2 separate regions of the Homo sapiens genome follow, and region 2 is linked to region 1. A link is a loop called in an ENCODE intact Hi-C map of the cell type or tissue named here. Cell type or tissue: GM12878. All regions are shown on one strand. Each heading gives the region's core, and the rest is flanking DNA. Links, peaks and the distances in the headings are about the cores only.

What was found. A loop is a pair of places that touch in the nucleus more often than their neighbours do. Peaks named below come from ENCODE experiments on the same cell type or tissue, not always from the same donor. Only the 100,000 strongest peaks of a DNase experiment are listed, where the experiment ranks them.
Region 2: a loop joins it to region 1, with 6 times the contacts of the local background. A loop is called at or near these places in 5 of 110 quality-filtered maps.

The regions. Positions count from the first base shown.
Region 1 is chr5:154,067,849-154,076,187 of GRCh38, reverse strand. No RefSeq gene overlaps it. Among named protein-coding and RNA genes, the nearest start is that of MFAP3, 33 kb to the right of the region's middle. RefSeq lists an enhancer at 3,745-3,794. In GM12878, for the core only: a CTCF peak has its summit at 3,697 (motif pointing left); a DNase peak (open chromatin) is centred at 3,717.
Region 2 is chr5:154,234,569-154,239,568 of GRCh38, reverse strand. All of the region lies in intron 1 of GALNT10 (polypeptide N-acetylgalactosaminyltransferase 10), which reads right to left. Among named protein-coding and RNA genes, the nearest start is that of GALNT10, 46 kb to the right of the region's middle. RefSeq lists an enhancer at 1,640-1,689. In GM12878, for the core only: a CTCF peak has its summit at 2,382; DNase peaks (open chromatin) are centred at 418 and 1,418; H3K27ac peaks cover 2,236 bases.

The DNA.
Region 1 (8,339 bases), core at 1,350-6,349:
GCAGCAAGGATAAAATCTCATCTGGAGATGGCCTGAGGACTGACTACAAAGTCTAGGGGAACACACTGGGTCACAGGGGCTAAGACATTTAGCCTCTTGGTGCTTTGGTTTTTTCATCTTTAATGGGGACACAGGGGTAGACTAATATTTAATGGACCTCTATGTCGACAGTAACTAGGCTGGGTGCTTTAAGTATTATCTAATTTAATCTTCACAACAACCTCCTTTCAGGGGAAATATTATCTTCATCTTTTGGAGGAAAAACCAGCAGTGTAGAGGAGATAAATCACTTGCCCACTTATGCAGTTCAGTAGTAGTAAAGCTGGGCTGGGCGCGGTGGCTCACGCCTGTAATCCCAGCACTTTGGGAGGCTGAGGCAAGTAGTTCACCTGAGGTCAGGAGTTCAAGACCAGCCTGACCAATATGGTGAAACCCTGTCTCTACTAAAAATACAAAAATTAGCTGGGCGTGGTGGCATGTGCCTGTAATCCCAGCTACTCAGGAGGCTGAGGCAGGAGAATTGCTTGGACCTGGGAGGCGGAGGTTGCAGTGAGCCGAGATCACGCCACTGCACTCCAGCCTGGGTGACAGAGTGAGACTCCCTCTCAAAAAAAAAAAAAAAAAAAAAATACAACAACAACAAAAGAAGTAGTAAAGCTGGAATGCACACCAGGTCTGCATGACCCTAAGATTCAAAGCGGGTTTACCACATCCTGCTGCCATTTTCTGAGAAGTCTGATTTCGTCATCCTCCTGGCTCATTCAGCAGGCTCTGACGTGGAGGATGGGGAAGGGAGCTGATTGCCTCGGTCCAAGTCTCATTTATTAATTAGCCTGGCATTTGGGGCAACTTAACCTCTCTGAATTTTAGTTTCCTCATCTATATATAATGGAGGATTAGAATAGTTCTTACCCCATATATTTGTTGTGATGATTAAATAAAATTACATGTAATGGGTTTAAGTGCCTATGGCAAAGGCTCCATAAATTTTAGCTCTTATTATTAATAATATTATTATTCTTTTTTTTTGAGACAGAGTCTCACTCTGTCACCCTGGCTGGAGTGCAGTGGCACGATCTTGGCTCATTGCAACCTCCACCTCCTTGTTCAGGCAATTCTCCTGCCTCAGCCTCCCGAGTAGTTGAGATTACAGGCTCCCACCACCACACCTGGCTAATTTTTGTATTTTTTGTAGAGATGGGGTTTCGCCATGTTGGCCAGGCTAGTCTCGAATTCCTGACCTCAGGTGATCTGCCCCCCTCGGCCTCCCAAAGTGCTGGGATTACAGGTGCGAGCCACCACGCCTGGTCAATAATATTATTATTCTTAAACTGTATGCAAACAACATGCAAATAAATCCTGTGGCTCCCCTGGATCTGTGGTTGGATGGGTCTTCTGTTAAATTCCTGGTGGCTTCAAGTGCCACTAGTAAAAGCTAATAAGTCATCCCACCATCATCAGAAAAACCATCCTGATCCCAGCACTTTGGGAAGCAAAGGTGGGAAGATCACTTGAGGAGTATAAGACCAGCCTGGACAACATAGTGAGACCCTGTCTACACAAATGCATGCACTCACGCATGCGTGTGTTCCCCCCGCCCCCCCCACACAATTAGCTGGGTGTGGTGGTATACACCTGTGGCTCCATCTACTTGGGAGGCTGAGGTGGGAGAATTTCTTGAGCCTAGGAGGTAAAGGCTACAGTGAGCTATGATTGTGCCACTCACTCCAGCCTGGGCAACAGCGTGAGATCCTCCCTCTCTTTGACTCTCTCTCTCACACACACACACACACACACACACACACACACACAAAAGAAAAACCATCCTGACATTTCCACAATTCACAAGGAGGGTTTACAATATTTCATCATTTGATTAATACCCATGAAGTAGGGAACACAGGTATGCTGACCACCTTCTTCATATGTAAATCTTGAGTCACACAGATAGAAGTGGGACAGAAATCTTAAAAATTTTTGTAGAGATAGGGTCTTGCTATGTTGCCCAGGCTAGTCTCAAACTCCTGGCCTAAAGTGATCCTCCCGCCTCAGTCTCCCAAATTGTTGGGATTATAGGTGTGAGCCACTATGCCTGGCTCCCTTTTTTTAAAAAAAATTTCCAAGCCCAGACCTTTTATATACTGTATCATAGAGAATAAAACTGGGTGAGTTTTATGGAGAACTGGGTCTCAGTTTTATATATTATGTTATCTACACGTGTGTGTGTGTGTGTGTATGTGTAAATATATGCATATATATACATATATATGCATATGAATATGTAGATGGCTATATTAATGAGGTGTAGGGAGACCCCCTGAAACTATTGCTACGGAATAAAAGATGAAATGCTCCTGATTATTGTAAATACAAAATTGCATGCAGGATTGTGTAAAGACAATGCCAGGTTGGACTGCCAGAATGAGCCAACAGCGCGTGATGTGCTTCCCCCTGCAGAGAGCCTAAGAATGGACGTGCAGTCAGGGAGGTTTCACATCACCAAGATTCCTATCCCAGAAAAGCAGATGCTCATAGCTCTGGGAATGGAATGAGACCCTTGTGGAGAGTCTATAAATGGACGCATGGGGGGCGCCTGTCCATATGGATAAGATAGGGCTATAAATGCCCTCATCTTGCCACAGCTCTTCTAGGACTTTTTAGGGTTAAGGCATACTCCCTTCTGAGAATTTCTGGTCTACCCGATTGTCTAGCTTCACGTCCTGTTTCTATGGATTGTTTGTAACCAGCTTTTGCTGCAACTGTTACTGCTGATTAATATCTTGCTAATCATAGATTATGGAAAGACTGTGTTTCTGTTTTAAGGCTCTGTTAGAAATTACTGATGCACACACTATATTGTAAATTATTTGTATACTGTACTTCTACATACAAATGCACTGTACTTCTACATACAAATGTTATGTTAAAGAATTACTTCATCCCCATGTGACCATCTCACCTCATAATCAAACGACCCTAAATCCCTCACTAACCTACCCCCGCCCTCACTAAACTTAATAATAAATGCTGGTATATCCAGTGCATTGGTGGCACCGCGGGACCAAAAGGCGGTGACCCCCTGGACCCAGCTTTCACTATCTTGTGTGTGTCTATTATTTCTCAACCTGCCAATCCACCTAGGAACAAAGAGAGAGCCCCGTCGCATTGCGGGCTGCTGGCCAGATCCCGCACTAATGAGGGAAGGGCAAAGAACAGGCCCTGGAACTTTCCTGATTCAGGAAGGGAAGCATTCAAGCTAGGCTCTATGCCTGTCCCTCTGCAATTTTTAGAAATTTAATTTCTGGACTACAACTCAGAGTGACTCCCCAACTCTATCTAATTCAGCTCCTGGGCTGTATGTACCAGGACCAGGCCAAGTTCATTTCTCTCCCGCCGGCTTTCTGCAGGAACTGGCGTCCATCAAACCCCATTGAGTATTTGTTGAAATGCTCTCACTTTGGTGTGTTCCCTTCAAAAAGCTTACTCAATATGGGCTGCAGCTGATCTCTAGGAGCCAACAGGGTTGGTGTTGAGCACGAGGCTCTGGGGGGGCGATAATAAACATGTTTCCACGTCCCAGCTGTCCGCTTGACCACCTAGGTGCCCCCCTGCTGTTCCCACTCAAAACTCTGCTAGGCCTGCTGGCTGTGGAAGAGCAGCTGCCCGCTCTCCTGTCCATTCCACGACACAACAGCGGCCTCTTGTGGCCATCACCAGCTCTACAGGTACTATTGTCTGGTCTCAGTGGGTTTCAGGGTTTTCTTCATTCTTTCGATTTATACTTAGTGAGCTCTACTGTGTGCCAAGCATGGTCCTAGGCACTATGGACAGAGCAGTGAGCAGAACAAAGTCCTTGCTCTCCTAAGGGTGGGCAAGGTGGGCCTGAGAAGTGCTTCATGGCCAGTGTGGGGGCTTTGACTTTTATTCTGAGAAGCCATTGGAAGTTTCTGGGTAGAAGAGTACCACAATCTGACTTAAGAAAAGAAAAGGAAAAAACCCATGCTTGTGCCTGAGTCCTATCCCCAAAGATTCTGATTAGATTGGTCTGAGATATGGCCTGGAGATTAGAATTTCTAAAACTCTCCAGGTGTTTCTAATGTGCAGCCAAGGGTGGGATCACTCTGGTTTCTGGATAGAGAATGGACTAAAGGGGCCAAGGGAAGAAGCAGGAAGTATAGTTGGGAGGCTATTGCTATAATAGAGGTGAGACATGCGGCTGGCTCAGACCTCAGTGGAAACAGTGAAGGTGAAGAGAAGTGGTTAGATTCTAGATTTATCTTAAAGGTCGAACTCTCAAGGTTTGCTGATGGATTGGATGCAGGGTGAAAGAGAAAAGTGAAAAGTCAGGATGACTTCCAGAGTTTTACTCCAAGCAACTAGAAGGAGGCAGTTTCCATTTGCTAAGGTGGGGAAGACTGCAGAAGGACCAGGTTTCACCAGAGAGGGGAATCAGGAGTTCGATTTCATACATGTTAAGTTAGAGATGTCTATTTGAGATCCAAATAGAGATGCTGAAAGGGTGTGTTCAGGAGAAATGTTCAGGCTGGATATCTAAGTTTATGTGCCATCAGAGATGGTATTTAAAGCCTTATGGCTGGATGGGATCAGTTAGGGAGGAAGCAAAGATAAAAGAGAGAAGTCCAGGGAATCCCCCAGGGCACTCCAGTATAGGAAGGAAATAGGTAGAGAGTCAGGAGTGAGTGATGCTCCAGGAACCCAAGTGAAAAAGTGTTTTAAGAATGAAGGAGTTGTCAATAGTCACGAGCTGCTGACCGGCCAAGTAAGATGAGTACTGAGAACTGACCACTGGAATTAGCAGCCTGGAGGTCACAGAAGACCACAACATCATGGGAGGGTTTGGGAGAGGGGCAAGGGCCTCTTTGTAGAATGGGAGGAGAAGATTTGGGGACAGAGAGAATAAAAATTCTTTTGCAAAATTTCACTGTAAAGGGAGGGTGTTGGAGAACAGAATCAAGAAAGGTTTTTTTGTGTGTTTTAATATGAGAGAATTAGCATGTTTATATTTTTGTTGGAAGAGATCCTCCAGCACAGGAAAAAATGAGTAGATACTTTAATAGAAACAAACATTTATTAAGCACATTTTTATATTCCTGACACTGTTTAATGCTGCACATGAATTATTTTTCCTCACATTTCTTTCTCACTACAATCCTATGAGGAGGTTTTATTATTATTATTTTTAACTTTTAATTTTTGTGGGTACATAATAAGTGTATATATTTATGGGTTACATGAAATATTTTGATTCAGGCATGCAATATGTAGTAATCATATCTGGGTAAGTCCCCTCAAGCATTTATCCTTTGTGTTACAAACAAGCCACTCACACTCTTTTAGTTATTAAAAAGTGTACAACTAAATTATTTTTGATTACAGTCACCCTGTTGTGCTAGCAAATACCAGGTCTTATTCATTCTTTCTATATATATATATATTTTTTGAGATGAGTCTAGCTCTGTCACCCAGGGTGGAGTGCAGTGGTATGATCTCAGCTCACTGCGACTTCCACCTCCCGGGTTCAAGCAATTCTCCTGCCCCATCCTCCCAAGTAGCTGGGACTACAGGCACACACCACCACACCTAGCTAATTTTTTGTATTATAGTAGAGACAGGGTTTCACCATGTTGCCCAGGCTGGCCTTGAACTCCTGATCTCAGGCAATCCACCCACTTCGGCCTCCCAGAGTTCTAGGATTACAGGCATGAGCCACCATGCCCTGCCTCATTCTATCTTTTTTTTTTTTTTTTATACCCATTAGCCATCCCTACTTCCCTCTGTCCCCCACTACCCTTCCCAGCCCCTGGTAATTATCCTTCTTCTCTCTTTTTTTTTTTTTTTTGTTTTTTGTTTCTGAGACACAGTCTTGCTCTGTAGGAGATGGGTCAGACTGGTGGGAGAAACTATAGGGAAAGGAGCAGGCCTTCTGAAAGGTTGGAAGGATCTGCATAGCTTCGGGGGAGAATAGCTGAAGGCAGCTGTTCTCTGACCCTGAGGCAGAGGGCAAGGAATAGGTGCAAGGGAGTGTAGGGGAATTTATCTTGATCAAGCTTGTTTACTTATTGTTGACCAGGAACTGGCCTTTGATCATCCACCCGTGATGTTCCCTGAAAGGGGAACAATAAATGTTAATTACCTGCAGGTTGTGTTGGCTCCAGGTTTTCGGCACTGTGCCTACACTGAATAAAGCAAGCAGCTCCAGCTTCTCGGGGCTGCTCTCTGGCCACTACAGCCAGGCAGTCACCTAGCTGCTCTTATACTGCATACCTGTGTCTGAGTACTCATTTCATCTGTTGGCTAGGGTCTGCGGGACAGACCTGGTATTGCTCTGTTGCCCAGGCTGGAGTACAGTGGCATGATCTTGGCTCATTGCAACCTCTGCCTCCTGAGTTGAAGTGATTCTCATGCCTCGGCCTCCCAGGTAGTTGGAATTACAGGCATATGCCACCACGCCCAGCTAATTTTTGTATTTTTAGCAGACCCATGGTTTTGCTACATTGGCCAGGCTGGTCTCAAACTCCTGGCCTCAAGTGATCCACCCACCTTGGCCTTCCAAAGTGCTAGGAGTACAGGCATCAGCCACCACCCCTGGCCCATCCTTCTAATCTCTATCTCCATGAGTTCAATTGTTTTAATTTTCAGCTTTCACAAATAAGTGAGAACATGAAAAATTTGTCTTTCTGTGCCTGGCTTATTTTACTTAACATAATGATTGAGGAGGCTCTATTATTATCTTCAATTTATAGACAAGGGAGCCTGAGCTTTGAGAAAGAAACTAACATTTCCACAGACACATAGCCAATAAAATGGGAGAGCAGACGTTCTGCCCTGGAATCCCCTTCAGAGCTAGAGTCCTTAACACCTGCCCTGCACAGCCCAGCCATCAGCCTTCCAGCACACTCTTTTAAATGCCTGAATTTTTGGTGCTCAGCTAGAAGGGATGAAATGACTCAAAAGACCATCAAAGAAATCAACAATCAAAAGTAATCATGATGACAGCACTATCTTATAAAGTCCCCAAGTGTCTAGAAAAGCTTCCACAATTATTTCGCTCTTTACTCTGTCATCCCAAACACAGTGTTGCTGTTGCACAGAGCTGTTTACTGCCTGGAACAACCCGGGCACTCAACCTGACCATGCTTGTAGTGATGTACATGTCTGCAGGGCACAGCCTGACAGATTCCATTAAACACAACCGCTCCTTTGTTGCCAGCCTTGATGCTCAGATGTACTCCCTACCTCTTCCTCAAACCCACCCCTCTCTGCACGAGGCAGCATGACCTTTCCAGCACAGTGTCTGCAGATGAACACTGCTGGAACAGTCCATATTTTTGGTAAGAAGCCAAAAGAAATGGTAGCTAGACTAAGTTGAATAGTGTCCCCCTATCCAAATTTCATGTCCATCTGGAACCTCAGAATGTGACTTTATTTAGAAATAGGATCTTTGTAGGTATAATTAGTTGAGGTGAGGTTATACTGGATTAGGGTGAGCCCTACTCCAGTGACTGTCCATTCTTATAACAAGAGAAAACAGAGACACAGACACACGGGGAGGACACCACCCATGTGACAATGAAGACAGAGACTGGAGTGATCCAGCTATAAGCCAAGAAACGCCAAGGATTGTTGGCAACACCAGAAGCTAGGAAGAAGCGAGAAAGGATCCTTCCCTAGAGCCTTCAGAGAGAACATGGCCCCTGTCAACGCCTTGATTTCAAAAGTCCAGCCTCCAGAACTGTGAGAGAATACATTTCTATTGTCTTGAGCCATCAGCTTTGTGGTAATTTAGTATGGTAGCTCAAGGAAATTAACGTAGTACCCATTGGTCAGAGCTTGGCAGTACACCTGTGAAGGATTTTGTGGTACCCTCAAGTGCCATGTACATCAATCAGTGCTGCACTGGATTGAGATCACCATTAAGAATGCATTAAGAGGCCTGGAGCAGTGGCTTACACCTGTAATCTCAGCACTTTGGGAGGCTGAGGTGGGTGAATCATCTGAGGTCAGGAGTTCGAGACCAGCCTGGCCAACATGGTGAAACCCCATCTCTACAAAAATACAAAAATTAGCCGGGTATGATGGCAGGTGCCTGTAATCTCAGCTACTCAGGAGGCTGAGGTGGGAGAATCCGGGAGGTGGAGGTTTCAGTGAGCTGAGATTGTGCCATTGCACTCCAGCCTGGGCAACTGAGCGAGACTCCATCTCAAAAACAAACAAACAAACAAACAAACAAACAAACAAAAACCCACCAAAAAGACCCCAAAAAGAATGCATTAAGGAGGGCACAAAATGATACATCTGGGAGGATCTTTGGAGATAAT
Region 2 (5,000 bases), core at 1-5,000, 160 kb before region 1:
GGTCCGGGGGGTGAGGGGAGTGCATTACATTTATTATTAGATTCTCAGAAATAGTGTGCAACCTGGATCCCTTGCATGCACGTTCACCATAGGGTTTGGCTCCTATGAGAACCTAATGCCACAGCTGATCTGACAGGAGGCGGAGCTCAGCTTCACTTGCTCGCCCCACCGCTCACCTCCTGCTGTGCCAGCCAGTTCCTGAAAGGTAGTCCGTGGCCTGGGGGTTGGGGACCCCTGCCTTATACGTGCCCTGCCCAGGGTGATGACCCTGAACTGTGCACAGAAGGACAGGTAGGCAGAAGGGAGGCGAGAGAACCTCCTTCAGTGGCAGCAGAGGACTCCTGAGCCAGCCCTACTATAAATAAAGACAGTACTTACCCTGCAGAGTTATCTCAGAAAGACTTGTATTCCCCAGAGACCAACAAGAAGAGGAAGGAAGATGTGAAGATACAGAAACAAAGTGGGCAGTGAGGCTGGGAAGGCACTGAATGGTGAGGTAAAGAGAAGCACTAAGAGGGAAGGCTCTGGAGCTATATGGCTAAGAATTCAAAGCTCAGCTCTGACACTGACCAGCCCTGAGATCGCCCCTCCCTGAGACTCGGCTTCCTCAGTTCTACAAGGAGGAAAATAACAGAACCTCCCCCATGAGGCTGGTGCGAATCAAATACAAAGTTTGCCGAACACTTGGTGCACAGTAACAGCACAATAAATGGTAGTCATATTATGAAGGATATACTTTTTTCTGAAGGTAAAAGCCAACATCCTCAGACAATAACAGCCAAGAAGGAATTCAGCTTAGTACAACTAAAATAAAAATAGGACAGCTGAAACTGTTTCCTGAGGATGACTATTTATGAGGCCAATTTCGCTTTCCCAGTGCTAATGAATCCCCCACGGCAGCCTCTGTGCAGCTCTGCGTCCAGAGAGCAGGGACTTGCCTTCCCTGGAGTTCTTCGAAGCACCGCAGACACTTCCAGTGCTCAATCAGCGTTTAATAATCACAGCAATAATCCTAATAATGACCAGGGTAAAGCGCAGGGGGAGAAGGAGAAGATGCACGTGGGGAGAAATAACACTTAAGCTATTTTGCTTCCTCAAGACAGACTTCTGCCTGAAATAGATTAATTCAATCTGCATATTAATGTGGATTACTAATTAATGACTAAAAAATGCTTTCACCAGAGAAAGTGCTATGCAAATGCCTAAAAAATAATATCCAGGAGTCTCAGGATAACTATGGAAAGGAAATAAGCTAGGCTTTTTTTTTTTTTTAACATTTAAAACTTTATGGTTGAAGGAAATAGAGGGCATTAAGAAAATTCACTTAAAGCACGGAAACAGAAAACAGAAAAGCCTGGTGTGAGGCGACTTCCTTTCCACGCCTGTGGGAACTTCTCACTGCACTTTCCTTGGGTTGTTGTAACTGTTGCTACATGTGTCTGTGTTGCCTTCTAGACCCCAAATGCCTCAAGGGCACAGGCCATGTCTTACGTATGTAACTCCACAACCCTGGTACCCAACACTGTGCCGGGTATGCAGGCAGCAGCCAATAATGTTTAATGAAATAAACAAATGGCCCCAAAAGCCTTCTCAAAAGAGGAGGCCAAGGGCAGCTTATAATGACTTCCTTCAAAGAGTACAGTATGAAAAAGAAGAAAACATGAGTCATGGTGCGGTGGAGAAATCTAGCAGGCGCGACCTTCACCAGGTGATCAAGGTCAACATCGACAGTGATAAGTCATGTTAATAGTAGGTATCCTTGATGTGATGCAAGGAAAATGGCACTTTACCTCTGTAATCTTGCTCCCCAAACCCATAACCCCCATCTACGCATCAGAAAAACATCAGACAAATTCCAACAGATTCTAAAAAAATGCTTGGCCAGGGCTCCTCAAAAACAAGGTGAAGTCTGATAAACTGTCCCAGCCAAGAGGAGCTTAAGAAGACATAGCAACCTAATGTAATGCAGTATCCTGCAGGGATTTCCCAATTGGAGAAACAAAGCAAGGGGAACCGGGATCTGTCCAAGGTCTCACAGAGATAGCCGAGTCAGGACTTGCATCCTCACCTCAGACTCTTTGGTAGACAGATTCTCACAAGCGTGCGGATGCATTACAGTGATGGAGATGGTATTCTTTTTCACACACAATGAATAGCCTGGATTTAAAAACAAAAAAAAACCCCACAACTTAAATGCAATTTCTTCTCTCCTCTCAAAACGCTCAACTTCTTTTGACCAAAAATCCCAAATAATTTCACAGTCAAGCACCTCTCTGAAATCAAGAGATTCAATGGGGCTGAAAGAATGGTCCTCAGAGCTCACCAAAACCAAATCCTCCCATTTAGCAGAGAAAAAATTGAGGCCCAAAGGGGGCGACAATGTCCTGCCTCTTGCCAGTTCAGTATATTGGTGCCACACTTAACTCATGCTTCCTCACTTGCAAGATCCCAAACTCTCTGCTACCTGGGACACAAAGAACCAGTTTAGGACCATGGAGGAATTCCTGCCAAATCCTAGCTCTATCTTTGCCAATCTCACGGCTGTGAAGGGCATCCATATGGAAAATGGTTTTGGTATTTAGCTACACATCTTTTTGCCCCAGACCCCTAGACACTGCCAAGCAGAAAGCCCAGGCCTGGCAGGCTGAGGCCTGAGACACAAAGATAGCTTCCAACTGTGGTATGTGGAAAGGGCACAGCGCAGCCTGGCTGGCAGGCCACACTTCCCCTGTGCAGCCCCATCCATCAACCACCCTGGGGGATCTCAGTTTCCAGCTCGGTGGTACATTTTCCAGGGTACATTTTCTAAATGTGACCCTGTTTCTGTTATGAGAATCAAAGTGCTCCAACCGCAAGATCATAAATACTCAAAAGTGACAGCTAATGGCAATGGCAGTTTGCAAAATGCCAAATGGCAGCAAGAAGTGGACGCCATAAATTACATCCTGATTCCTCCACTCACACTGAGGTGTTTTGTGGGTTTTTAGTGATGAAATCTGCTTTCAAGTGGGTTTACAGGGGCTCCCCATGAATTCAGGCAGAGCTTTTAAAAATACTTCTAACAGATGCTAAAAAGAAGACCAGAGGAGCCTACAATTTAAGCCTAAAACAAGTTGATTAAAAATGTGTTTAATGTGCAATGACCAAAATATGGAAAGTAGCTCATTTAAAGATGGATACATTTAGTGTGAATGTGCTAATAGTTACATTAACAGTAACAATGACAGCTAAGATGCATTGGGTCAGGCACTGAGCTGGGCATTTTACATGGATTATCTCACGGAATTCCTGCAATAGTTCCATGTGGTAGGTACCACTGTTGTCCTTATTTTGCACATGAGAAAATTCAGGTTCCAGGAGGTTAAGCCATTTGTTCTGGTGACACAGCTGGGGAGTGACAGATTGGAACTGTGAACACAAGGGATCTAACTTTAGAGCTCAGGTTTTGACTCCCTCTGCTAGTCTCCCTCCCAGTCCAAGCAGACCTAAGATGGGGCACATCAAGGGCTCCCCAGACCTAAGCAAAACATCATTGTGCACAAGAGTGGTCTGGGAACTATGTAAACATCAAATTGTGGGAACTTGGCACAATGAACAAAAGGGCAAACTTTTAGAAAATACAAAGGATCCCTATTCTAAAATTATGGATTTCCAGGTCTGGCTTTGCTTCCTCCTAAGTCTTTAGCCTCAGTTCCTTTATCAGTAAAATGAGGGCAATATGACTTCTTGCCATTAAGACAACCGGTGAGATTACATATGTGAACAGCTCTTTGAAAACCCCAAAGCACTATCCAACTTGTGTTATTAACGGGAATAGCTAGACAAAAATTTTTCAAGTTGAGTACTAACATTAATCCTCTCATGCCTCCTTTGCAGAGGTAGAAATTGAGGATCAAAGTGATTAAATAACTGGCTCAGGGTCACAACATTAAGAGTTACTGGTACAGCCATGACGGAATGTCCAGAAGAAGGTCATAGGTTTCTCATGTCCTCAATTGTTGGTCCCCCAAAACACTCAAGCACATAAACACACACGTGGGTTCCAGAGAACAGTTTGAGAACTCCTGTTCTCAAACTGAATCAACCCCTAAGGCCCTTTCCTAGTACTGAAGCTACAAGTCTCTGTTCAGCTCTCCAGGTGGTAAGGAAAGACTCTGCAAAGACTGCAGCCTCAGAGGACAGGAAAACTCAAGGTCTCAGAATGAACCCCATCTGTGCTGCTGTAATCATGGTATTACCAGCTGCTGCTGTGGCTGGTACCCCATTGGTAGAACCTACAGGCTCACTGAGACCAAGAAGGCCCCCCAACTGAATGTTCATTTTATTTATCTGCAGCTAGTCAGGGGCATTTCTGGTGATAAAGGAGAGAGAAGCAGGTTTTTGTGGCAATGGTGCTGGGCTTCGAAGGGACCGCAGCCCAGTGCCATTGCCAGAAGTCTAGGGAAATGTCTCCAGGTTCCTTGTCCTTCCACAGATTTCTTTCCTTTGGGAACTGTCCCACTTTCTCACTAAATTCTATGTACTAGACTATTTCCCTCAGGCCCTGTTTCCTCTATTTTCTGACTTTCAGTAAAGTTGTGGAAGGGAAAGTCCCAGAATCCTAGACTCTCAAGGCTCAGCAGATCTCAGATGCTAAAGGGTGTCTAGTCCACTCTCCTCCTATCTGGTACTTAGGCCTCCTCGAAAGTATTCCTGCTCAAGTGTTGTCCAGTCTCATCTTGAACATCTCCCAGGCTGGGGAACTCAATACTTATTGGGGCAGCTTGTGCCATATTCTGCCTACTGTCAGAATAATGTAGTGAGAGATAAGAAGCACAGGCCCTGATCAGGACCAATCCCGTATATGCAGGGCCTCTCTCAGTGCAGGGCCCTGTGCATATGCACTGGTCACATGCCCACAGGACCTGATCCTGACACCAGACTCAATGGGTTTGAATCCCACTATCAAGTTACTTGACCTCATGGTACCTTACTTCCTTCACGTGTTAAATGAAGGTAAT